Regions from separate parts of the Mus musculus genome. Here all the other regions are linked to region 3. The links are chromatin loops, found by intact Hi-C in ENCODE. Cell type or tissue: gastrocnemius. All regions are shown on one strand.

What was found. A loop is a pair of places that touch in the nucleus more often than their neighbours do. Peaks named below come from ENCODE experiments on the same cell type or tissue, not always from the same donor. Only the 100,000 strongest peaks of a DNase experiment are listed, where the experiment ranks them.
Region 1: it touches region 3 in a loop (4-fold over the local background); 19 of 42 quality-filtered maps call a loop at or near these places.
Region 2: it touches region 3 in a loop (4-fold over the local background); 5 of 42 quality-filtered maps call a loop at or near these places.

Annotation. Positions count from the first base shown.
Region 1 is chr10:99,637,593-99,645,592 of GRCm38, reverse strand. The region is part of intron 1 of Gm20110 (predicted gene, 20110); the gene reads right to left. It also overlaps the pseudogene Gm18409. Among named protein-coding and RNA genes, the nearest start is that of Gm35101, 19 kb to the left of the region's middle. In gastrocnemius, CTCF peaks have their summits at 424 (motif pointing left) and 3,616; DNase peaks (open chromatin) are centred at 415, 3,601, 5,931 and 6,361; H3K4me3 peaks cover 248 bases; H3K27ac peaks cover 413 bases.
Region 2 is chr10:100,585,014-100,593,013 of GRCm38, reverse strand. It overlaps 4930430F08Rik (RIKEN cDNA 4930430F08 gene), which reads left to right and starts at 3,755. Exons shown (of 7, transcript NM_175128.2): 1 at 3,755-3,987; 2 at 6,706-6,823. The coding sequence starts at 3,898. It overlaps 1700017N19Rik (RIKEN cDNA 1700017N19 gene), which reads right to left and starts at 628. Exons shown (of 13, transcript NM_001081246.1): 1 at 585-628. In gastrocnemius, no CTCF peak of the experiment used is centred here; a DNase peak (open chromatin) is centred at 3,746; H3K4me3 peaks cover 1,485 bases; H3K27ac peaks cover 1,039 bases.
Region 3 is chr10:100,483,956-100,491,955 of GRCm38, reverse strand. Tmtc3 (transmembrane and tetratricopeptide repeat containing 3) reads left to right here and starts at 4,609. Exons shown (of 14, transcript NM_001110013.1): 1 at 4,609-4,794. It overlaps Cep290 (centrosomal protein 290), which reads right to left and starts at 4,374. Exons shown (of 54, transcript NM_146009.3): 1 at 4,204-4,374; 2 at 3,548-3,677; 3 at 3,317-3,394; 4 at 2,567-2,636; 5 at 1,763-1,809. The coding sequence starts at 3,649. In gastrocnemius, no CTCF peak of the experiment used is centred here; a DNase peak (open chromatin) is centred at 4,471; H3K4me3 peaks cover 2,127 bases; H3K27ac peaks cover 1,062 bases.

The sequences.
Region 1 (8,000 bases), 850 kb after region 3:
AAGTAAACTTTAAATTTTTTAATGGAATGTTAAACATAATAAATAAGACAACGTAATTTTATGATTTTTGTCAAGTTTCATGATTATCCTCAGAGTCCTTAGGAAATCATACAGTAATTTAAACAGAAAACATTGGAGCTGGAGCCAGGTATACCTTTAATCAAAGCACTTGTGAAACAAAGGCAAGTGAACCTCTGTGAGTTCAAGGCCAATAAGTTCCAAGAACACCAGTGCTCTGTAAAGACATTTGGTCTCAAAAAATTAATAATAATCAAATTTTAAATGATAATTAAAAATAGTTTGGCCTGGAGAAATGGCTTAGTGGTTAAGAACCCTGGCACCTCTTAGGTTTGAGTCCCAGGACGCACAAAGCAGTTGACAGTCATTTATAACTCCAGTTCCAGGGACTCCAACACCCTCTTCTGGCCTCTATGAGTACTGCAAGCATGTAGTACACAGACATACTTGTGAGCAAAACACCTATACACATAAAATAATAATAAAATAATTTTCAGTATATTATTTTCTTCCCTGAAAATCGGGTTTGATATTGAGGGCTTATGAAAATATTTTGGCACTTAACATACAGCCAAGGATATCTAAAAACTGTCATCCAGCATTGGCTACTAATCGTACAGAAGTATTTCAAATATGCAGTGGTAGAGCCTCAGCAAAGGTGTTTCCAAAGAGGTTTACCCTTACCCGAGGAGGGAAGACTGAACAGCTAGGATTACAGCCTAAATACGGTTAAAATGTTTAATGGTGGTAGGGTATAAAATATCTTCCCAGTAGATTGCACAAAGGCAAAGAATGAGCAGCCAGTGTGTTTAACTGCTGAGCCATCTCTCCATCCCAGGTTCAATAACATCTTAATTTAAATATTTACTTCTTTTTCTAAGTTACTACTTTCAGATATAATAAACCAAGGAGTGAAGTTTGCACTCTCTATTAGTATTCTTGCCTTCTAATATCCACATAGAATATTTTCCTGTTCATATTCTAGTCAACTGGTGCTTCGCTTGGTCAAAACTACATTTTCTGACCATTGAAAAATCAAAGACATATCCATTATCTTAATCTAGGGTCTAAGTTTTTGTTACTATTGTTTCAAATTGTCACAGTTATTTCATTTCAACTATGAAGATGGATGACTTCACAGCGATAACTATGAGATAAGTAATCAGTCATTGTCGAGCATATGTATGAATTTTGCATAGCAACAAATCTTATGCACAGAAAAGAGTAAAAATTGTTCCCAGGATTTTTTTCCATTATTTTATTTATTTATTCACTGTACATCCCAATCACAATCCCCCCTCCTCCCGGTCCCCACACACATACAGCCCCTCCACCCATCCCTCTCTTCTCCTCTGAGAAGGAGGAGGATACTAGCCCCTCTGGCACATCAACTCACTGCAGTACTAGACACATCCTCTCCCACTGAGGCCAGACAAGGCAGCCTGGTTAACAGAACAGGATCCACAGGCAGGCAACAGAATCAGGGACTGCCCTGCTCCAGTTGTTGGGGGACCTGAATAAATACCAAGCTTCCTGTCTACTACATATGAGCAGGGAGGCCTAGGTCCAGCCCATGCTTTCTCTTTGGTTGGTGGTTCAGGCTCTGGGAGGCCCCAAGAGCCCAGGTTAGTTGACTCTACTGATCTTCTTATTGAGTCTCTATCCCTTCCATTTTCCTCAATTCCTCCGCCAAGTATTCCGCAAGATTCTCCAAGCTCCGTTTAATATTTGGCTGTGCTTCTAGGATTTAATATACTTCTTACAGCCCGAGTTATAAAGGATGAACTAGATTCATTCCTGTGTTTTAAAATGATTCCTCCATCTTTCTGGCCAGTGGCAAACCTTTGGTCTTCAACAGCAGAGTATAATTGTTGCGGTTTGGGTATAGATTTCTATGCTGCCTTTGCTTCATACAGCTTTGGGTCCTGGGGCTTCTTTTTTAGTCCTTGGTTCTTCATGGACCACATAAGAGTAACCATAACTCATAACGTATAGGCTCTCTGAAGAAATTAAGATTCAATTCAGAAAAAACATGAAATATGATCTTCAAAACAGAGTAAGCCCAAAAAATGTAAGGTATTACTATTAAGGTGGCAATTATCGTATTACAGCAACATAACACACAACGTGTTATACATAGTAACAGAAGTGTATAACATACACTACAGAGGCACAGTACTCACATATATGATATATACCAGGCTATGGTACATATGCATATACTTAAGTTCATGCACGCACATATGCATGCACTCACGCATAGACACACAAACACACACACACACACACACACACACACACACACACACACATGTCTGTTCCTCAGAATCTGCAAGGAAATAATTCTAGTTCATTCCCCTTAGGCCATCAAAATTTGAAGCTCTTTAAATTCTTTATTTAAATAATATGCTATTTGTATACAACCTACCCACATAGTCCAATATACTTTACTTCATCTCTGCATCATTTCTAATGCCTAATACAACACAAATGCTACGTAAAAGTTATTACCACCTAGGGAATAATCACAAAACGTGTTTTTTCATATTTAATAAACACACAGTTGTTTTACAAATACTTTTGCTCTTTAGCTGGTTGAATCTAAGGCTACAAAACTCACAGGTAAATAGGGTAGATAGTATTATGTGTATATCATGATATATGCATTATTTGTAAATAATATATTCCTAAATATAGCATATGTTATTGTCATGTATGTAATTATACTGATGTGACTATTATTATAACCCCCTTCTTTCTGTCCTTACACATACAGAAATATGGCATCAAAAGGGCTACTTGATAACTTAAATTCACCTTCATTGCTGCATTCCCAAAGTTAAAGTGATAATAATTAACTGTCAGATATTTTCCCGCTTTCAACCAGTAGCTCTAGAGAGCACACACCCTCATGCAATAAATTTGATTGGAAACTGCATCATAAAAGATGATGCAAGCCACTTTTTTCTTCCTGATAGTTGAGAGTTTCTAACTGCCTGAAAATGGGCGTCAGGTTCTGCCCTTCATTGAGTGTGTCTTCCATTCCTTTATTTCAGAATGCAGTTTAAGATGTTGATGTCTGCAACCATATAAATAAAAACCTGAGTCCCTAGCCTCACAGGTAGGTATGCCTACAAGGAAGCTTCTAGTTTGTTGCCTTTGTAGTTCTCTCCTGTTCTTGCACCCAGAAGGGTGAGTATATGTGGTTGCAAGCACGGACACCATTTTTGAAACACTTTTTTTTAAAGCAAACAAACAAAATCCACTTATTATTCACTTATGTTCGTTTGATCACTACCTTCTGGGACTTAAACCCCTTCACCTGGAGTTTAATGAACACTTCCTACAAAGGAAAGAATTAATGGCTAACCATACTACAGAGAAGTTAGCTTATTTTAAAAATGTCATCCTCTTTGTAATGCAGATCTATGTATATGGACCTCTCTGGGAAAATACAAAGATAATAAGCAAACGAAGGTCAGCATAGTGAATGGGGCGAGTTTTCTCTTCTGGGTACCAGCCAACTGAAAACACTTCCGTCTGCTTTGCAGCGCCAGAGGAAGCATTCTCATCTTCTGCACAAGAAGGACGACTAGTGGTCAAAGGGCGCGTTCTCCGTTCGAAGTTAGAGCCTGCACCCCACAGAACTGCAGTGCAGTCGGCTTTTCTGGTCCTTAGTTTCCATGTATCACTGAGGATAATGAGGCCAGGAAGAGGAGAAGGAAATTAATTACTCAAGGTTCTCTGGATATTTTGTGTCAGATCCAGGTCTTTTTCTTCGATTTAATTTTCTTTGGTTGCGAAGGTGCCGGGTAAGATAATTAGACCAAATTCCTTTGATAGAATTTAGAATTTGGGTTTTTTTGTGAAAGGACGAGTTTTAACCAGTGTGGGAAACAAAAAGAGTAAGAACTTGAGAATAGCTTGGTTAAAGAATTCTAATGAAGATTTCTCTTAGTTTCTGACAGTCTCGTGACTCTCTGAAAAGATGTATAGTCTGTGTATATTCTGTCTTGCGCATGTGCTCTGAGACATCTTCAATGGAGTCATTGTTGAGCAGGTAAGTAGAAACTTAACCAAGTTCTCAGTCCTTTACTCTACACACACAATCATCTCATGAACCTCATAGCCAAAGACCTACATACCTTGGCCATAACTGAACGCTGTCATTAATGCCTGATTCTGGAAGTAGTTGTGTACCAGCAAGCTCCTGAGTTTTTGTTAAATTTAATACTTTCTCTGAAAACTTGGAAGAGTTAATAGGCGATGTGTATATTTAGAAGGAATTGTTTAAAGTTCAGAGCTGAACCAAAGATCTCTGCGACTCAGCTAAGCATTTTCTTTTCATCTCTGAGTGATTCTTAAGTCTAACTTGAAACGACCCTGTGGGCAGAGGACTCCCACACAAGAGAAAAAAAAATCTTCCTTGAGGTGAGAATGCAAAAACAATACAGAGTGTCAAAGGAGAACTGAGAAACGTCCCCTTGAACCAACTGAACTGAGTCATTAGCCAAGAACGGTTTGTGAATGAAGGAATTCTGGTATTTCTGACCTCCCACTCAACGACATCCCAAACTTCATTCTTTTCTTGTTCACAGCTTCCAAACACTGTCTCCACAGTAACCATACTCTCAAGAAAGAACAACACGTGCAAACGTCTGAGACGATGATGTATTCACCGTTAACTTTAGTCTGGTGGGCTGCTTATTTTTGAGACGGAGTCTTGCTATGCAGCCCAACTTAGCCTCCAGCTCAAGGTATGTCGGCCACCTGAGTGCCGGGATTACATATGTGTGTTACTACAATTTTCTCTATGAATAACTTTGAAGAGTACAAAATTCCACAGGTTTCACCAAGCACAAGGAAAAGTCTCCTGGGAGAGATGACTGTAGAAGGGAACTCTCACAGTAGAAGATACTGGACTTGGTGCAACCTGTTCCATGCATGAAGCTTCTTGTATACTCATTTGAAAATATTCTTCTTCTATGAGAAGTAGCAAGCACTACCAACTCCCTGCCATATAGCAATGGTAAATGGCCTGTCCTACATGAAGTGCTGGTGGTAGCTAACTGTTAGGAGAATGGACTTAAGCACTTCTCAACATGAAGCGTATCCAGTGTGCCTTGAAGTATACTGGATGTTGGCAGCATCAGGAAAACAAGGCCTAGAGTGTGGACCTGTAGTGCTAGTTACTCCAGAGGCTGAGGCAGGAGGATTACAAGTTGAGCTTGTGAATCTGGGCTACCAGAGAGTACAAAAGTGGCCTGGGAAATTAACAGGTTCCATTTCTAAATTTTAAAATGGCTGGTTTATAATACAGTGGTAGAACACCTATACAGTACACACAAGGCCATGGTTTAATCTACAATTGAAAGGAAGAAAGGAGGGGGGAGGGGGGAAGGAAATCATTCCAATATATTCAGCAGTCGAAACTAAAGGGAGAATTTGAGTGCACTGCTTGGCACACTTAGTACCTGCTTTTCCAGCAGAATTGTTGATAACATTCTAGTTTGGATGGTAAACTATATAGTTCCCCTACTTATTAAGCAATTCGTGCATGCTAAGCATTATAGATGCAAGATATTCTCTATCATTGAAGTGTTAACTTCTGTCCCGTGAAAACAGACAAGTAAACCTTTGTGATGTGTATAATGTATACACTTTGCATGTTAGAGATTAACACGTAATGTTTTCAAACTTTACCCATGGCTTCTTAGCTGCAGACTGAGTCCGAATGCTTGTCAGAGTCCCCGGGGGTGGGCCCATGATAAGTAGTCTTACAGGAAAAGTAGGAGCTAGCTAAGTGAAGAATGTTCCAACCCAAATGATGGGTGGTTGCCAAGGAAGACGAACAAAAGAGACCACAGCAGTTTAGGAGAACTGAAAGCATTTGATTTGTGGAGCCCCGCCATGAGCAGGCAGGGGAGTGAGCTGGAACTCTGGAGGATAACTGCTGGATCTTGAAGCCCTCACACTGATTGAAAGTCTGAACTGAATTCCCAGACTTGGAGCACTAGCCATGCATAAAACACAGCATTGCCTTGGCGACAGCAGGAGCATAAATGACAGAGGACAGGGACACAAGGAAATATAAGCAGAAGTTTTAGGGAGGGATGCACATTTAATCTCCCAGTTCAATTTGGCATAAGCCTCTCTTTTCGATCACCTCCACACACCTTTTGAATTAAAGAATAATGTGTTCCCCGGGCCAAGCCCATGTCTTTCCCATTACCACCTGCTCCCGGGTGGGCTCACGGTATCCTTTTTCCCCTCACTCATCTGTTCCTTCCACTTCATGGACCACCAATGGCACGGGCATCAAAATGTCCAGCCAAGTTGTGTGCCAGGAAGCCTGCCACATGGGAGTTGGCACACAGCCTCAGGACTGCAACAGAATGCACAGCTAGGAGGCTGGCTTTCACAAGTGAAGCAGAGACGGCATTATTGTAGCCTATGCAGGATAAATAGCTATGTAGTAAATGGGTCTTGTTTTGCCCGTGCTTTCTAACAAGTAGATCTCACTATTTTGGAGAAAGTCTAGCTTTGGCCTTTCCCATTATGTGATCCCTCTCCCTGTGTACTTTTCAGCATGGAAATGTATGAGGAACATCTGTAGGACCTTAGTATTGATCAGTAGATGTAGACAGCTATAAGACAGGAAGGACTGAACCCATGTGTCTGTAGACAAAGATGAACGCCGTGTTGAAATGCATTTACCTGACACAGAAAGGTCATTGGAATGCTCTACAGATGAGTTTACTGCTGTTACTACACTGACTGGAGCTCTGGGTCAGTATAAGGAAGAAGAATTTGGAAAACTCTTAAGTAAATATCCAGCAGATTCTAGTAAATTCTGTGGTTTCTTCTGGTTTCACTCATTACAGCACAGTTTCCAGCAAAGAATTACTATGAGGAATCCTAGGGGATATTGAACACAGTATGAAGTGGGATTCTCTTGATCAGAATTAAAGGGAGAGAATTCATGTACGTGTTTCGTGTGTGTGTATGTGTGTGTGTGTGTGTGTGTGTGTGTGTGTGTGTGTGTGTGTGCACGTTATAAGAAGGGTGTTTTTTATTAGTTTATGTTATAGAAATGACCAATGGCCTCCCACATACTGAAGATTCAGAGAATCCAGTGACTGCTCAGTCCACAGAGATGAATGGTTTGGCAATTCCAATCCTGTTCTGGAGTCTCAGAAGCTCCCTGCCCAGTTGCTGATACCAAATTGGTGCCAGAAGGTTTGATAGCAACTGAAGTGATAGAGGCACTCAGAACAGCAAAGGAAACAGGCATGGGACACTGCTTCTCTCTAGGGTCTCCTCTGAGAGCAGGTCTTGCCTCCCCCAACGAATGCTCTCTGGAAACACTCTCACAGACACACTCGTCTCATCTGTTCTAAATTGCATTAACTCAACAAGAACAAACGTCGAGATAAAATGAGCATGAGTGTACTCCAGACTGATTAGAGCATGTATCTTCAGCTATTAGTCAAAGAAATGCCATAATGCAGTATGTGGAAGACATCCATTAAAAATTATTACTATCTCTAAGACACTATGAGGATAAGAGCTTATTCTCTTTGAAGCGTGCCCAATGAAGCCAGGATAGAAACTGGCGAGGCAGCTTCATGAAGTGCATGGCAGGAGCATCCCAAGGCCCAGGGAGCTCCATCCTGGACAGAGCTCAGAGCTGTCACTGGGTCATATGCACACTGTGTTGAGGGACTCAGCCTAGCCTTTACTAAAATGTTATTTCTCATTGGAGGGATTCTGAGATGAAAGACGCAGATAATTCTCTTCTCCTTTCCATTTGGAATAGTCCTCCTTCAGTTCAGCTCTCTTTAGGCAGTAGAGGGAAGGCATCAAAAATATCTTTATAGTTAGTGGATATTAGCCAAAAAAAAAAAAATTACAGAATACCCAAGATACAGTCCACAGAACTCAAAAAGGACAAGATGAAGTGCCCAAGTGAGGATGCCTTA
Region 2 (8,000 bases), 100 kb before region 3:
TGAATTCAACTATTGGATTATGTATGACTGAAATACATTCACCAACATAATATGCTATAATATAAAAACCATTATATAGTATTAGGAATTTGAAAAGAATAATATATGCAAAAATGTTATATGAAAACTAACATAAAATTGACATATATAATCAACAGATCATAGTTTTAAATTAACCCAAATTTCCTCACATAAATTCAGGATATGAAAAATACATAGGCTTTTCCATAAGAGTTAAGGTATCTTTTTATTGCTGTCTCTCCCTTCATTCAATTAAAAAGCTTAAGTATGTGGACTGTAAGTTGTACAATATTTACCTTTATGCATGTGGAATTAACAAAGAAATAGCAGTCATTCCCAACTTCTGCCATTTTCAATCTCTTGCTGCTAATCCAATGATTTTTTTTATAAATATGTACAAATTGCAGGAACGCAAATATAAGAACTATCAGTGTGTAAGGGGGGAAAACTTGTTCTTTTCCACAGCCTTTGAGGCTATCAGTAGTATTCCTTTAAAACTGACCTCCTGTTGACAGTATATTACACAATAGATAATTCTTAAATAAATTTAAATTAGAAGATACCTTCTCTAGCTTTGCAGAAATGTTGAAAGTGGTTACTAGTAATCACACAAACTCAAACTTCCAGAATTTTCCTCACTATTACATAATCCATTGTGTGCTCATCATAAGTGACCTCATATGCAACTGTAGGCTACTCCACCTAAGTGGATTATTTCCCCTATCCAATATTTATCAAATATAGTAAGCACTACTTGTAGATATTACACTGTGTTTTATCTTCCAGTGTTCTGATTAAAGAAATATAACTTCATGTTTTCAAAATTAAAATTGGGTAAGTATTTTATAAGAAAGTTGTTATTTCTATATGTGGTTTGGAAATAGAACTAAGCTAACTATGCTACACACACACACACACACACACACACACACACACACACACACAGTACAAGAAAATAGATACAATTGATTAATTATGATACAATTGATTATTTATGTACCTGGTGCCATACACTGACTTAGGAAATATCACATGCAGATTTTAACACAGTAATATTCATTAAAATAAGTAGGGGTACCTATTCATCCGGTGGCTTTATTACATTTTCATCCATCCTGAAAAGAGAATTCGTGTCATCCAATAGCAAATGCTTTATTTCCAGAGTGCTCAAAAATTTGTAGAATTTGTGGAAAACCATGGGAAGTCCTCTGATTCCCAGACCAAGACATTTTAATGAGCAGTTTTGAAAATCTTCATGCACCTTTCCTATATTAATCAGAACCTAGTATAAGTGAGGAATATTCATCACAGGGCACCTAGGGTTTGACTGGAGACAACTGAACACATTGGATCAAAGCATGTTTTGAAATACTTCAAACTTTGGATTGAAATCTCAACGGATCAAGACAAACACCGATTTCCACTTTAAGTAAAATGGTAAATTGTCATGAATTTTTTGAATCCATAGTATAGAGTATTAATCTTGGAAATAAAACTAAATTTAGAAAAAAGATGGTTTGCTTATAATTAATAGGATGGAGGCAGTGTTAAAAGTAAAGGAGCAGATGAAGATTCGTCACCGCCCTTGAAAATGTTGATAAATACGTAAACATAAGCCTTGCCCTTCGGTTAGCCCTTTTTCTCTTCAGCTCTGCAACAGCAAAGTGCCCATCTTAACAGGCAAGTGGGAGAAACAGCTCTAAGAAGAGGGGCTCATCCAGTCTCCTCCAGATGAGTTCCCTGATGAAGGGCAGAGTTTCAAACCTAGTTAAGTGATTTCACACTGGAAAAGATCTGAAAAGTGCTGATACCTCTTGACAGCTGACAGCATGGCAAAATCAGCCCTCCGAATGAATAAATAAATAAATAATAAAAATTTTAAAAATTCCTTCATTGTGTAACTTTTGTTAATCCTAGAATACCCCAAACTCTTCCTTTTCCTCTTTTAGGTTCGTTCCTTTTCCTATCACTTCTTTTTATTTCCCACTCTCACCCCATGTCCTGTTGCAGATTTCATTTTAGTCTTCTACAGAAAGCTATGATTCTACTTGAGAGGATTTTTTTTTTGACTCCCTGTAATGAAAAGTGATAGGAAATGTGTCTTCGAAAACAGACCCAGAAATTCTGTCTTATGCTGGTCAGGATAGATTCACATGGAGTTTCTTCTTGGTGTGTGCTAGCTTAATAACATATCAGAGAAGAAGAAGAAAAAAAAGTCTTTTTCAATTTATTCTGTAGCACTCCTCTAAGGGCAGGGGTGGGTGGGGCTCTACCAGCTCTGTATGGGAATCAGGGGAAGCTAAAGGCTGGCATCCATTAGACTAGAAGCACAGTTTACATCTATAACCTGATCTTGTGATGTTTTCCTGCTGTGGACTCTTCTGTTCCTGTTGGAAACCTTTCTCCAGGCATTTAAGAAGCCAAAATATAGCTGTTGGTCCTTCCAGAGAGAGACTTAGAGCAAGTGGAATGTTTTTGGAAGATTATCTTTTCTAAGAAATGGCAGAATGTTGGATCTAGAATATTCTGTGGCAGTTTGGGAAATGACAGTTGAGAGCTTTCAAAGGTCATTTAATTGTCTGAAACCTACAAGATGGGCTGTTGCTTAGGATTCCTCTAGAGCCTCAAAGAAGGTACCAACACTTGACTTTAAAAGGCTAAAACGTTTCTAGTTTCAATACAACCCAGCCAGAAACTTGTAACTTGTAGGTCCTCTCTCCCTACACCAACCCCTTTGTTTTGTGTAAAATTGTGTGTGTTTAGGTATATTTCCCTCCCTCCCTCCCTCCCTCCCTCCCTCCCTCCCTCCTTCCCTCCCGAGTCAGTAAACACAAAACTGTAAACTTGTTTTTAAGAACATTTTATTCTTTGAGAGTCCCCTGACATATACATGCTTTCAAGTGAGACAAGGTTATTTGATTTTTTTTTTCAAGAACTAAGTAAGTAAAACGCTAGGCAGTAGGATACCTGCTGATTAAACATTTATAAAAATATTAATTGGAATTATAAAACAATTGTGGAAACATAAATTGGCTTCTTCAATTACCTAAGATAGTAAGGGCAAAAATCTCCCTGTGATTTCAGGTTTTAATGAGATAGGTCTACTACTAGAATATATTTTTTATTCAAGCATCAATTTTATTATTTCCTTGTAATGTCCTTTTAGACAGTAAGTCAAATGAAGCTGTTTCAAGTCTTTTGTTGGATTCCCAAGAAAAACTCGACAGAGATTTTTGTTATTTCTATGTTTTTGAACTTGTTTAATTTTTACTCTCATTGGAAAGGTTATCAAAAAACAAACTGTACACTGCGTGGTGATTAATTCAAACAAATTCAGTTTTGTTCATTGTAAGGTTTGTTTGTTTGAATGTTTTTCCTGGGAAGTCAGTTTTTCTGTCAGAACATTAGGGAATGTCTGAAAGTATTTTCTAAACTTCTCTGGGTTTCCAATCCCTTACATTTGATAGAAAATAAGCAGGTAAGAGAGTTTCATTAGAAACATGCTAAAATGCATCCTAAAGTGATTTATTACTTATAACTTAACATTAATTCCCGAAAACATCATCGATACTAAGTAGTGGCCAAGTATACAACATCGGGTAACGGTTCTTTTATTTTTATTTTTAATTGGACATCAAAACACAGGGGAATCACGCATGTGGAGGCGCATGCTCTGTAGCCTCGCGGTCGCACTACAATTCCCAGAATGCACCGCGACTAGGCGGTCGCTTCCGGTAGTGAGTCCCCGCCTCTCTCCGGAGTGGACCTTGGTGGTGCAGTTAGGATCTTCTGGCTGGTGTTTGGATTCTAGCTCATTTCTGCAGACTTCCTCCGCCCGGGGCCCAGCGCAGTGGAGACAGGTTGCGCGTGGGCAACATGAAGCGCCTGGGCTCGGTGCAGCGGAAGATGCCGTGTGTGTTTGTGACGGAGGTGAAAGCTGAGCCTTCAGCCAAGCGGGAGCATCAGGTACCCGGCGGCGAGTGCTGCTGGGCGGCTCCTCCAGTGCTGCGCTGCTGCCCCGGAGCCCAGCACGTTTTACCCGGGAGGTCTGGGTGAAGTTCCCATTTCCCCTGACCTCCAGCTTCTTGTATCTTCTTAGTTGCAAGGAGTGTGGGAGAGTCCTTTGTAAATTGTATCCTCCCCGATCAGGTGATTCAAACGTGTTCTGGCAGATTTGAAAACCTACTTGGTCATCTTCCCTTAACAGCACTGGAATAATGAGATATCATGGTAGTCTAACATGGAACTACTGTCAAAAGTCTGATGAGAAGGCATTGTTTACCTGTTGTGTGCTAGGCACCTATGGCATTGCTGACAGCTAGCCTAACTAGGTCACGCAAATCAGACCTCGTGTAATTTCTTGCTTAATTTGAGTTCTCATCCGAAGGTGTACTAGTCGTATTGCTACGTGTTTTACACATAGTGAGCCTTTAGTGAAAGTAAGAGAATGAATATATAGATAGCTTATATCAGTATGGTTCTTTGATATGTAGCAGTTCTTAACTTCTCACTCAGGATCTGCATGTGCATCTGAAGTGACTTTTCAACATTACCGCTGAACCTTTGGCCCTCTGGTCTTTTTATTTTTTTATTTTTTGTAATTAGCGTACAAAGAGGTTTCCTCGTGTCATTTTCTTAATAATTTAGGTTGTCCCCTCTCCCCTTCAACAAACTTCACAAGCTCCCTGTAATCTCCAAATCTCCAGCTCGCTCCCCCACCCCCCACTCCCGCTACCATTTTGGTGCTCTATCACTCTCCCATCACCTTTAGAGCCTGACTCTTAACACAGATGAACAGATAAACTCTGGGCTGGGGCAATATGGGAGACTCCATTAGAGGGGGGCTTCTTCTCTGACCTTGTTGGGGAATTCTAAGCCCTCACATAGCCTGCAGCCTCAATTAGCACACAGGACCATTCTCTTTCTAATGGAAAGAACAGCACTTGAGATTCCTTAAAAGCTTCTTCCCTAATGAGGCATTTTGGTAACCTAAACCCTCAGCCAATGAATGACCTTTCTGCCCATCCCACCCTCAGACACTCAAAACATAAGCCTTGAATCACCCAAAGTAATATGCCTCCTGATAGTTGGTCGCCGTGTGGGTATTCACAGTATACATTCACAGGGCTTCCGAATCCTCTTGCACCCACTACGCGACCTCTGCCATCTCTGTTCGCTTGTGGACCATATTGGTCTCTGATCCAAGAGACTGGGGAGACCCACAGGTTAGTAGCTCAGGATAAACCCCAGAGTATTGCACATGCTAGATGAGAAATGCTTCCCCGTGCCCGTTGAGCTCCATCCCTGTCCTGTAAGATGCTCTGTGACTTGAAGGTCTTATGCAGATCATCATGTAAGACCATCACAGCTGACATGCTGACCAGAGATGACATGCTAAGAGAAGAGAAATGTGATGTTTGATCATGTTGTTGAGGAGATCAGTCATGAAAAGGGTGCATTCATGAAGCATTTTGACTTTGGCTTTTTAAAGAAATTGTCAATTTTAGGAACTGCTGGTTTTGTTTTGTTTTGGAGGAACATTGAAAGGAAGACTAGAATTACCCCAGAAAGTTCTTAGTGATACATATCTCTATGATGAGATCATACATCTTGTTCTTACTTCTATATATTCTAACATGTTTCTATGGTAAGCGTGTGGATTTCAGCTTTGCAAGGAAGTCTTAAAAATGGAAAGTAGGAGCCATGTTTTTATCATTTTCTGAAAATATGGCCTGAGACAGAGGCCATCTCTGCTAGACCCCCACTACAACTGAGAGCCAAGTGTGATTTGAAAAAATGAATTTTGTAAATATCTCATTATATTAATGACTCCAAGACTTAATCTTGGAGTGTGGGGAATCATGACTGGTAAATACACTGGTTGAACCAGAACAGCCTCTGGAATTAAGCAAGCATGAGATCTAACTTTACCTGTACTTTGTTCCAAACACACCCAAACACGTGTACGGACTTGCATTCTACAGATGTGAGAATGTCCTGACTGTGGGCCTTTTCTTCCCATCTATCAGGCCTGATGTTTCTCCACAGAGGACTCCCTGAGCCGTTCTCCTATCCCTTTTCCTCTTTGGTACTTCTCGGTGTTGTAGCCCACCAAAGCTGAGCACTTCTTTATCCGTCTCTGTATTCCCAGTGTCAAGAATAGTGTTTATTGTAGATAATGCATGGTCACAAAGAATAGGATCGTGCACCTTGAACCTGTGCTGAGGATGCAACACAGAGTAAGGCATGTCTCCCGGCTTCATTGTGGTGGGTGAGATGCACGCCAATACCCAACAGTCTGTCTAGAAGTCGAATTTTACTGTGATCACATTTTTAAACAAAAAGGGTAGGTGAGCTGGTGTGGTAGAACAGGAAGGGGGTCCCAGAACTACAGCCTAAAGCAAACGGGTCAGGATATTAAGGGCAGTCTGGGCTGCAGAGTGACACAGTCCTAAAAAAGAATTAAAACAAAAACAAAACAAAACAAAACCAAAAACCAGAAACTAAAACAAAACAAAAAAGCAAATAATTCAGGAAACTTCATAAATGACTTCAACCTTTCTTACAGAATGGAAAGACAGACCGACCTTTAGAACTGATGAAACTAGGCACAGTTCAGGTGAGCCTATGTGTGAAGGCAGAGGCTGTGTATCTTACACCCGTTTTTCTCTCTCTTCTTTTAAGCCATTTAAAGTTTTGGCAACTGAAACTCTAAGTGAAAAGGCGTTAGATGCAGACGTGTACAATGCGGTTGCAACAGAAAAAGTGGATGGAACATGCTGCTATGTTACTAACTACAAAGGTAAAATCCAACTGGCATGTTTACTCAAAGTACTGTTGTATAAATCTGCACCATCTGAGCTGGGTATTGACTCTTAACTCTTGCAAACCTAACTATCTTAGTGAGTAAAATAAATCAGTGGATTTGTTTCCTTTTCTTGGGGAAAGAAAAGACATGTGACTACCATTAACTTGTTACCATGAAAGGCCAGGTAGCCCGACAGATAGGTGTTACATGGTCCCTCATTTGCATAATAAGCCTTTCTATATCAAGAATGAGGAAACTGAGTCTCAGCGGGGTTCAGTAATGCCAGGTAATGAATGGCCGCACAGTAATGGAACCTGGCTTTGTCCACCTCGGAAGCTTGTCACTGCAGTGTCCCAGTGCAGTGTCCAGTGCTTTCATTCCCACTGGCCAGGTCTCTGATCAGGGACATACTCTAGAAAGAAAGTTCACAGTGATGATATTTAGGGAGAGCCATTATTTGTAATTACTAAATGACGGTGAGATTAACTCTCAGTTCCAAGGACAAAAATAGGTAGATGAGCTAGATGTAGTCCTTGGTGTCAAGGAATGTTCTGAAATGCACTTTAAAACTTTTTTTCTACTGTGATAAGATACACAGAAAGATTTACCATCGGAACTATACTTTAAATGGTGTGTCACACTGGCATTAAGGACATTCACATGATCTTACCATCCCCACTACTCACCTGCAGAATACTCCATCTTCCAGAACTTCAACTGCTTGCTGGGAACTCCCTCATCCACCTCCCCTCTCCACAGAGCCCAACCCTCAGCCTCTTAGCCCAAACTTTGTCTCTTAATTTGACTGTAGGTAACACATGTGAATGGCCTCTTTGTGGCTGGCTTACTCTCTTAGCTTAGTGCAATGTCTTACCCTATTGGAATAAATCATATGTCAGATCATGTATAATTTTAAGATTGCTTATTGTATACATAGCCCATTTTGTTCACTTCAGTCACTGATGGGCATGCGGATTGCCGTTGTGGAAAATGAAACAAACAGCGCTAGATTCGTCTCCTGAAGTACTGCCTTCACATAGGATTACTGGATCATATGTTAATATTCATTTAGAAAATCTGAGTACCCGTTACTCATTTTCCATAATGGTCACACTAGACGTTCTTGCTTCTAGAAATTCCAATTTTTCTATATCCATTCTCTGACTGTTCT
Region 3 (8,000 bases):
GAACCACTTTAAAGCTTAGCAGACATTTCAATTTATTTTACTTCACATTCCTGACAACTAGACCATGGCGCAAACCACTGGGCCACTAGGCCCCTAAGCTTGCGTCACAGGGAACACTCCCCACACATTTCTGCTACGTCCTCTTACTCAGATGCTTTTCAGTCTTCTCTGCTTCATGAAGCTTCCCACTCTGCGCTCTCTCTCTCTCTCTCTCTCTCTCTTTCTCTTTCTCTCTCTCTCTTTCTCTCTCTTTTTTTGGTTTTTTTGAGACAGGGTTTCTCTGTGTAGCCCTGGCTGTCCTGGAACTCACTTTGTAGACCAGGCTGGCCTCGAACTCAGAAATCCACCTGCCTCTGCCTCCCAAGTGCTAGGATTAAAAGCGTGCACCACCACGCCCGGCTCACCACTCTGCTCTCTTAAAGCATCTTCCAAAACACTGATTTTACATCCTGAGCATTTGTTCTTAACTAAACCTTTCCTTATTTCCTTACAAAACTACAGTTAGGTTCTTTTAGAGCGCTCATTCCTTTGCGAGTTGTTTGTCAGTTCAAGATCAAGAAAAGGTGACAACAGTCTCTGAGGGCTCCTCCACATCTTCACCCATTTTGACTTTACAAGATATGTCGCTATCCTAAACACTCCAATACGCACCAGCAAACCACCACTTTCCTGTGCAGGCTTGTAAGTCCTTAGGATGCAGGCATGTGGCAGCTCAGTCTTCTACACAAATCAGCCTGAGCCACTGCTACAACCACATGACTCGCTCCTTTTATTTTAAAGTAGCTTTAAAGGACAAGTAAGAAACGACGTGTTTCTTGATTTACTGCGTTCCGCCAGTCCTAACAGACTCTGCCCAAAGAAGCATTCCCTCAGCTCTTCTCTAGGACTTTCCCTTTGATAAACACAATGGGCCCAACACATGCTTCACTGTTCCTGCTCCCTGACTCCACACTTCCCCTGTCCCAACGCCAGTCTTGACATCATCCCCATTTAGCATAGATTTCATCACCAATACTTTAAACACATTCTGACCAAGACCTTGAACTGCCAGAGTCTTCTATTCTTTACCAGCTGTCTGCCTAAATACAAGCACAGAATCAGCTCAACTTCAGACATCGTTTACTACAAAAGTGCTTATTAAAAGTGCCTGACAGTTTCCCGGGAGCTTGAAATCTAGCTGAAGATGTGAAATAACTTATCCATGTGCACAGAGTTAATCAAGTCAAAATAATGAGGACTAGAACTCCCATCTGAGCCCATAGCCCTTGGTCTTCAGCCCTTTGTCTACGATGTCTCAAAGGTTATCTTATTCTCACAGTCTCCCATGGCTAAACCTTACAAGCGATCTCATCCCTGTCTCTGCTTCTAAGAACTAAACTCACAAGCATAAAACCTTGTGGACCTCTCCTTTCCCTGGTTCCTCCTTTCAAAGTCTGGTCCTTTCCTACTGCATCCCCTCTCAGCTTCTCAGAATCTCGGTGTGGTTACTTCCCACACCCTTCCCCCTCAGCTGCTACTAAGCTTTCTATATGCTTCTCCAGACTGACAGCCCCATTCAGAAGGGATCCGTTTTTACTTCACTGGATGCATAATTCTTAGAACTCAAGTCACAAAAGCACATTCTGTGTAATGAATAAACGCATGAGCACAAAATCTTGTATTTTCCAATCTGGGAGGATTTGAAAACAATTTAAAATAATGCAATTAATAACAACTACAAGAAAATTCAAAAACAAGGAAATATAAAAGGATATATATATACCTCCAGTTCATTTTCCAGTTTCATTACTTTTGTCTTTAATTGATTTTCTATTTAAAAAAAAACACAAATGTTTTAATTGGTTAAGTTTCCTATAATCAGATTTTAAGTAAACTTTAATAAAATAGTACTGTTCTCTGTAAAAGATTCCATCCTTAACAGATACAGGAAAGTAATTATTATATACTAAATGCATAAAATATGCATTCTAGAAATGCCTCATGTAGAGAGCAGAGGAAGGCTTCAGTGCATGAGCCCTGAGTCAGTGTGTACTACTGACATGGGCAAAGCCACGTCAGGAACTCCAAATGTCTCAGGCCTATGGCAAACGGCAAAGCCTTCCCTCCTCGTCTGACTGTGGATGTTGACAGGGTGTGCAGAAAATGTCCCCCTAATGTTTATGGCTCCCTTATAGAGACTACTCCTACTGAGATTTGATAAATCTGCCTCCCTATTCAACAGCAGAAACCCTGCCTTCATGTTTATCTGTATGCACTCACTCGACTTTATGTTCAGCTATGCAACAACTCCACTGCTCTGGTCAAGTGGATATAATACAGACAGTGAGCTTCTGGGGTGGGGCAGTTGCTCCATTAGAGAGCCTGGTCCAACCGAAAACAACTGTTCTAAGTGTCTGTGTGTTTTCTTTTCTTCACCCCCTACCACAGCACTCAGGCCAGTACCTGGAACTGCACAAGGATGTAGCATCTTTCAGTATAAATTGAATACATATGTTATAGAATAGGATAGATTTTATACTGTCTAATAAGTAATGGAACCACAGTAGTTTTTTCCCAAGACATTTACCAAATTTTGCTTGTTCTTCTCCAGCCTTTTCAACTTCTTCCAAAGCGAGCTCTACTTCCTGGGCTTTCATCTGAACATTAAAACGAGAGGGGAAGAATCTGTATTATTTACACTGTAATGTAAACAGTGGGAATGGAAACTGTGTGGAATTTGCTATCTCAGTCTGTAGTGTGTACGATGACTAACACACAGAGACAGTCAGTAAATAGTTGTTGAATAAATACATAAGGCTAGAAATTCCAGAATGGCAAGACTTTGAATTATATCTGATTTTTCCGTTAAACTTTATAGCCATTACTTAAAATGTTTTCAATATCTTTTTTACTATCCCAATTGTTATTATTAATAAATTTAGTAATTCCTTCTTATAATTGGAACTAATCAGCTCTCATCCCTTCAGTCTATACAACACATTTAATGTTGCCTTCATAAGTACATTTCTTTACCAAGTATGATTTAAAAACCTTTATTCCCTTCTAAAATGCTGATAACCAAAATATACTCTCAAACTCTTGAACAGTATATCCCAAATTACTGGCCCCAAATATTTTTCTATATGCTTTTACCTTAATGTAAAGAATACATATTCTTTCTCAGTATTTATTTATGAAGAATCTAGAATCCTCTTATCATTTCATGTATAGCTTATAGGGGAGAGATTTTGTATTTTATTTGACCATATGATTCTTTATGACTCTTTATGTTTCTCCTAAAAAATATTTCTTTTCCTACACACTCTTTCCTACAAACCTTCATTAGAGACTGGGTAATTCTGAATAGATGTATCATGTTTTCTTGGTCTTCATTTTTTAGTTCATTTACTTCCACCTAAGGAAACAAACACACAAAAAATGGACTATTTCATACCCTGCACATTAAATACAAGCACTCTTCCAGTTATAGCATTCAATGATTTCAAGAAGCAATTTCAATTCATGACATTGTACATCAGGCTCTGTGTACAAATCATTTATTAAGTACCTTGGATAAAGATATCAATAATTTATCTGCTAACTCTTCTTGCCGTGGCAGGTCATCTGGATCAACTTTGATTAATTCTTTCCACTTTATATTAGGTGGCATCTTGAATTCTTTCACTGTCTCTCAGCCTCTACAAAGAAGCAGGTGGATTTTAGCATTTTCAAGGAAAATGGCCTTGCAGTGTTTACATGATCATGAGCGGTCTTACTTAACTCTCTAGGTGCTGGCTAAGAGCTATGGCTCCTGAACTGCAAAACAGATGCAGAGGCAAACAGCCTCGACGAAAATTAGTTCCCCTGACACAGGCTATACGATAATGTACACGCTAAATTATTATTTTCTTGCTAAGACGAATTCGGAGCTAAAACCCCGAGGCCCCTTTTCCAAGTCCCCTACCATCAATGATGGTACCAACTCCCAAGATGTTTGGAAGTTTTTGAAAACCTTCTGAGGAAAGGGGACCAGAGGATTTTTAAAGTAGATAAAAAGACTGAGCTAAATGAAGTGTTTGCGGAATCAAGCTCAATCAGGGAGGCCGAGACGACACTGCAGACAAGAGCGACAGAGGTCTGGATAGGTAGGGCTGCACCCTGTCCCTCGGGATTACGATCCTGTGAACGACACTAAGCGGCTCCGGCTCACGAGGATCCACCCACCGAAACCAAGACCTGCCACCAGCAGCAGTCACTCATCTACAGCGACCACCTCCGGGTTCGGCCACCGCCCCGGCCTCACGCTTCCCAGAGCGGTCCTCGCGCACTCAGGCTGCTCCCGCCAACTCTTCCCGACCGAGCCGAAGCGGCGCCGGCTGCTAGGCGACACCACTCCCCGCCCCCCAGCCTGCCAAGACCGGAACTAGGCCCCGGGATACCTGGGAAGACTACATTTCACGACCCTGGAAAAAGCTTTACGGCTCTATTTCCCCTCCAAGCCCTCCTTACTGTGGATGAGGGAGAGCCGTGAGATGAGGACTCTACGTCCCAGAGTGCAGTTCGGCGTCGCGGCTGTGCATCCTGGGATTGGAAGTTTTTGGGAAGAGCGGCGCGTTCCCGGCGTGCAATGCGGGAGTCTGCGGCCGCCCTGGAAGAGCTGGGGGAAGGCTCGGGAGGCGGGAGGAGCGGCTGCTAAGGTGCGGCCGCCCCGGAGTCCGAGCGTGGCAGGCTATGACTGTGTTTTCTGCGGAGTCCTTCTCCGGTCCACCATCCCAGAAGCTTTCCTGAACCGTCTCCTGGCGGAGCCGCCCTCAGGTGAGGTCGGGGCGTGTCAACCCACAGCCAGGAGTAGCTCAGGGAACCTTTGCGTTTTTAGGGAAGCGCTAGCTTGGGGCTGCCGAAGGGCTGGCGGATCTTGCAGAGGTTTGGGAAAGAGTCCTCCGGCTACTCAGGTAGGTGCGAGGGGCTCCCAGTTAGTGGCTTCCCTAAGAGGGGAGTCAATAAAAGTTTCCAGCCTCCTTGGTGTCTGGGAAAGTGGAGCGCCCCCACCCCCACCGCACCCCCTGAGTTCACGCTCTGGTTGAGTGAAGAAGGAGCGTCAAGATGGGGCAGCCTCCTGCAGCAGCTTGCGGATTGTAGTGCTTATTAGGTTAATAAGAGTGGAGTGAAGGCCAAGGAAAGAGGAGCCTTAGTGCGCCCAAGGCTCTTAAGCCGGGCTGGAGGGAGGGAGGAGGGCCATGCCAAGCGATGGCATTTTGCTGTCATTTGCTGGGTACCAAGGGAGTTCTTGGGGGAAAGTGCCTTCTCCTTCTCAGATGTTAATCTTCTTACTCAGGGAACTGTTGCCAAATGCACAGCTATTCTACACCAGCAGGTAACTTTAGGAGCTGTAAGCATCTATTTGAAAGAGTGCGTCTCGTATATATGTATGAATGTATGTATGTATGTATACGTGGATAGATATATAAGGTACTTATACATATCATACATAATAGATATTAAGTAATTAAAAGAAAAATGTAGACAGTTACATTTTTCTTTTGAAAAGATTTCTGCGGTTGAGAAAAACAAATAGCACAAAAAAATGGTATTTGAAACAAATTTTAAAGACGTTCTTCAGATTTGTAGGCCTGATTGCAGTGTTTGCTTTATTTCTAAATACTGTTTAGTTTTGGAATTATTCTTTGTGGAGATACAGCAGTATTATCCGCATTGTCCATCTAAGAGATTGAAGCTCGGAGAGGTTAAACGCTGTTTTCTTATTTAATGTGATGAACACAATCATTCATTCTACAAGCTAATGTTTGTGAAATGCGTGATATAGTTGCACTTCCCAGTTTCTCTTTTAAACGTTAATACTAAGCTTTACTTGTGTTTTGCACATTTAATTTTATGGCTTCATTTACTCAAGAGTTTGAATTATTTTTCCTGTTCATTTTGTCAGTAGTACTAAGAAATGAGACTAGTATTTATTAAACACATGTAATATGTTCACTAGTATACTACCTTAAGAATTTGCTGTTTTTAATCACAATACCTTGATTTTTTTGTATGATTTTAATACATATTTTCTATTACTCATTTACTATTTTTGTGTCATTTTATTGGTCTCTCCACCCCTGTTTCTCTTCATGTTCGTAATATCTTCAAGTAATAAATTGTATTCTCTTCAGAAGGGAGAAGTTCAAAGTCATTTATTAGTAACTGATGAAGCTAGGATTGTATATCTCAGTGAAAGTAACAACTTAAGTATATTCTTTATTAAATTCCATTCTGTAACTTAACGGTATTTTTGAGCTAATACGCTTTTCTTGGTATAAGAATACTGCAGGAAACAAATTATATTATGATCCAGGTTTTTATATTGCACTTACCTGTGAGTCAGGGCATTTAACTGAAGTTCTGGTTCTGCAGGTTGCTATATAATTTTCAAATGGCTAAGATAATTTTTCTTCAGAATTTCTCCATTTTTCAAATTTTTCCAAGAGCTGGTTTGTATGTGACAGTTCTATCAATAGCCTTGTTGCTGGAGCACTTGCCTGGACCTGTGTTCTATCTAGCCTGGGCTTGTATGAAGAGCTTTATCTAACCCAAATCACTTTGTGACAAAGCCCTGCCTCTTGTAATTGTTACCTCTGTTCTCTGTACCAATGGACTTAAATTCATTACCTGTCCTTTGCTGATTTCCTGAGAATCATACTGCTCTAATGTTTAAAATGTTGCATGACCATAAGAAGTGTATTAACTGAGGTATAGAGTAAAGGTGTTTATCAAGATTTTATTTTTCAAAGGACCTTCATGTTCGGGTAAAGGAATGTATGCATAACAAGCAGATACTTGTTTCTCTTTAGCATGAGGAGACTGGACGGAGAAGTCTGATTCAGCCTGAATGCAGACGTCCCATTCAAACGGTCTGTACACTAAAGGTAATATTAAATAGAGGAAGTTATAGAGAAGGTCTAAATGACTTGTTTTCCCAGGAAGCAGCACAGGATAGACTTCCCTTAATTAAAGATCCCCCTGAGTCATAGCTTTGTCCAATAGCTTTGTCTTTCCGAAAGTGTATCATTAGATTGTTAACCCAAGAAGCACTTAGTAAGCCGGGCGGTGGTGGCGCAGGCCTTTAATCCCAGCACTTGGGAGGCAGAGGCAGGCGGATTGCTGAGTTCAAGGCCAGCCTGGTCTACAAACTGAGTTCCAGGACAGCCAGGGCTATACAGAGAAACCCTGTCTAGAAAAACCAAAAAAAAAAAAAAAAAAAGAAAGAAAGAAAGAAAGAAAGAAAGAAAGAAAGAAAGAAAGAAAGAAAGAAAGAAAGAAAGAAAGAAAGAAAAAAAAGCACTTAGTATAATTTTGAAGTATAGGTCTTTGATGACATTTGATGATAGTTGGATTTTGTGTGCATATATGCTGAGATAATTTTTTTGTAAACAGACAAGTTGGCTTATACTGCATACATGTATAAACATGCCTTTACCCACAGTGAATCTTCTAGTGAGGAGAGAGTACTGTGTAGGCACTTTTCTCCAGATCTACACGGGGGAAACCTTCAACAATGCCAGAACTGCACTCACGATCTGTACGAGGACTAATTCTCCCTCTTGTGATATACAGTTTTGGGGAATCTTTAAGGGACGGAAAGATAGACATAATGGTACATGACTATAATCCCAGACATGAGGCTCAGAAAGGTCTCAAGTTAAATAGACTGGGCTACATATATAATAAGATCTTTAATGTACAGGAACAAATTCATACATACACATGCGCAGCATGCAAGTGTGCACGTAAACTCACATGCATGCAACATACTATATGTTAACCAAACACTACCACTGAACAACATTCCTTGCCTTGATATGGGGTTTTGTTCTCCAGAGAACCCACAAACATCCATGAGCGTCTGAATATAGTAGTCAAGTGAGAGCTGAATATAAGAGCTTATTATTCTTGTCTCTTTATTCTACCTTGACATCAGTGATAAGAACAAAGCAACATGTGTGTCTGTGTGTATAATAAGA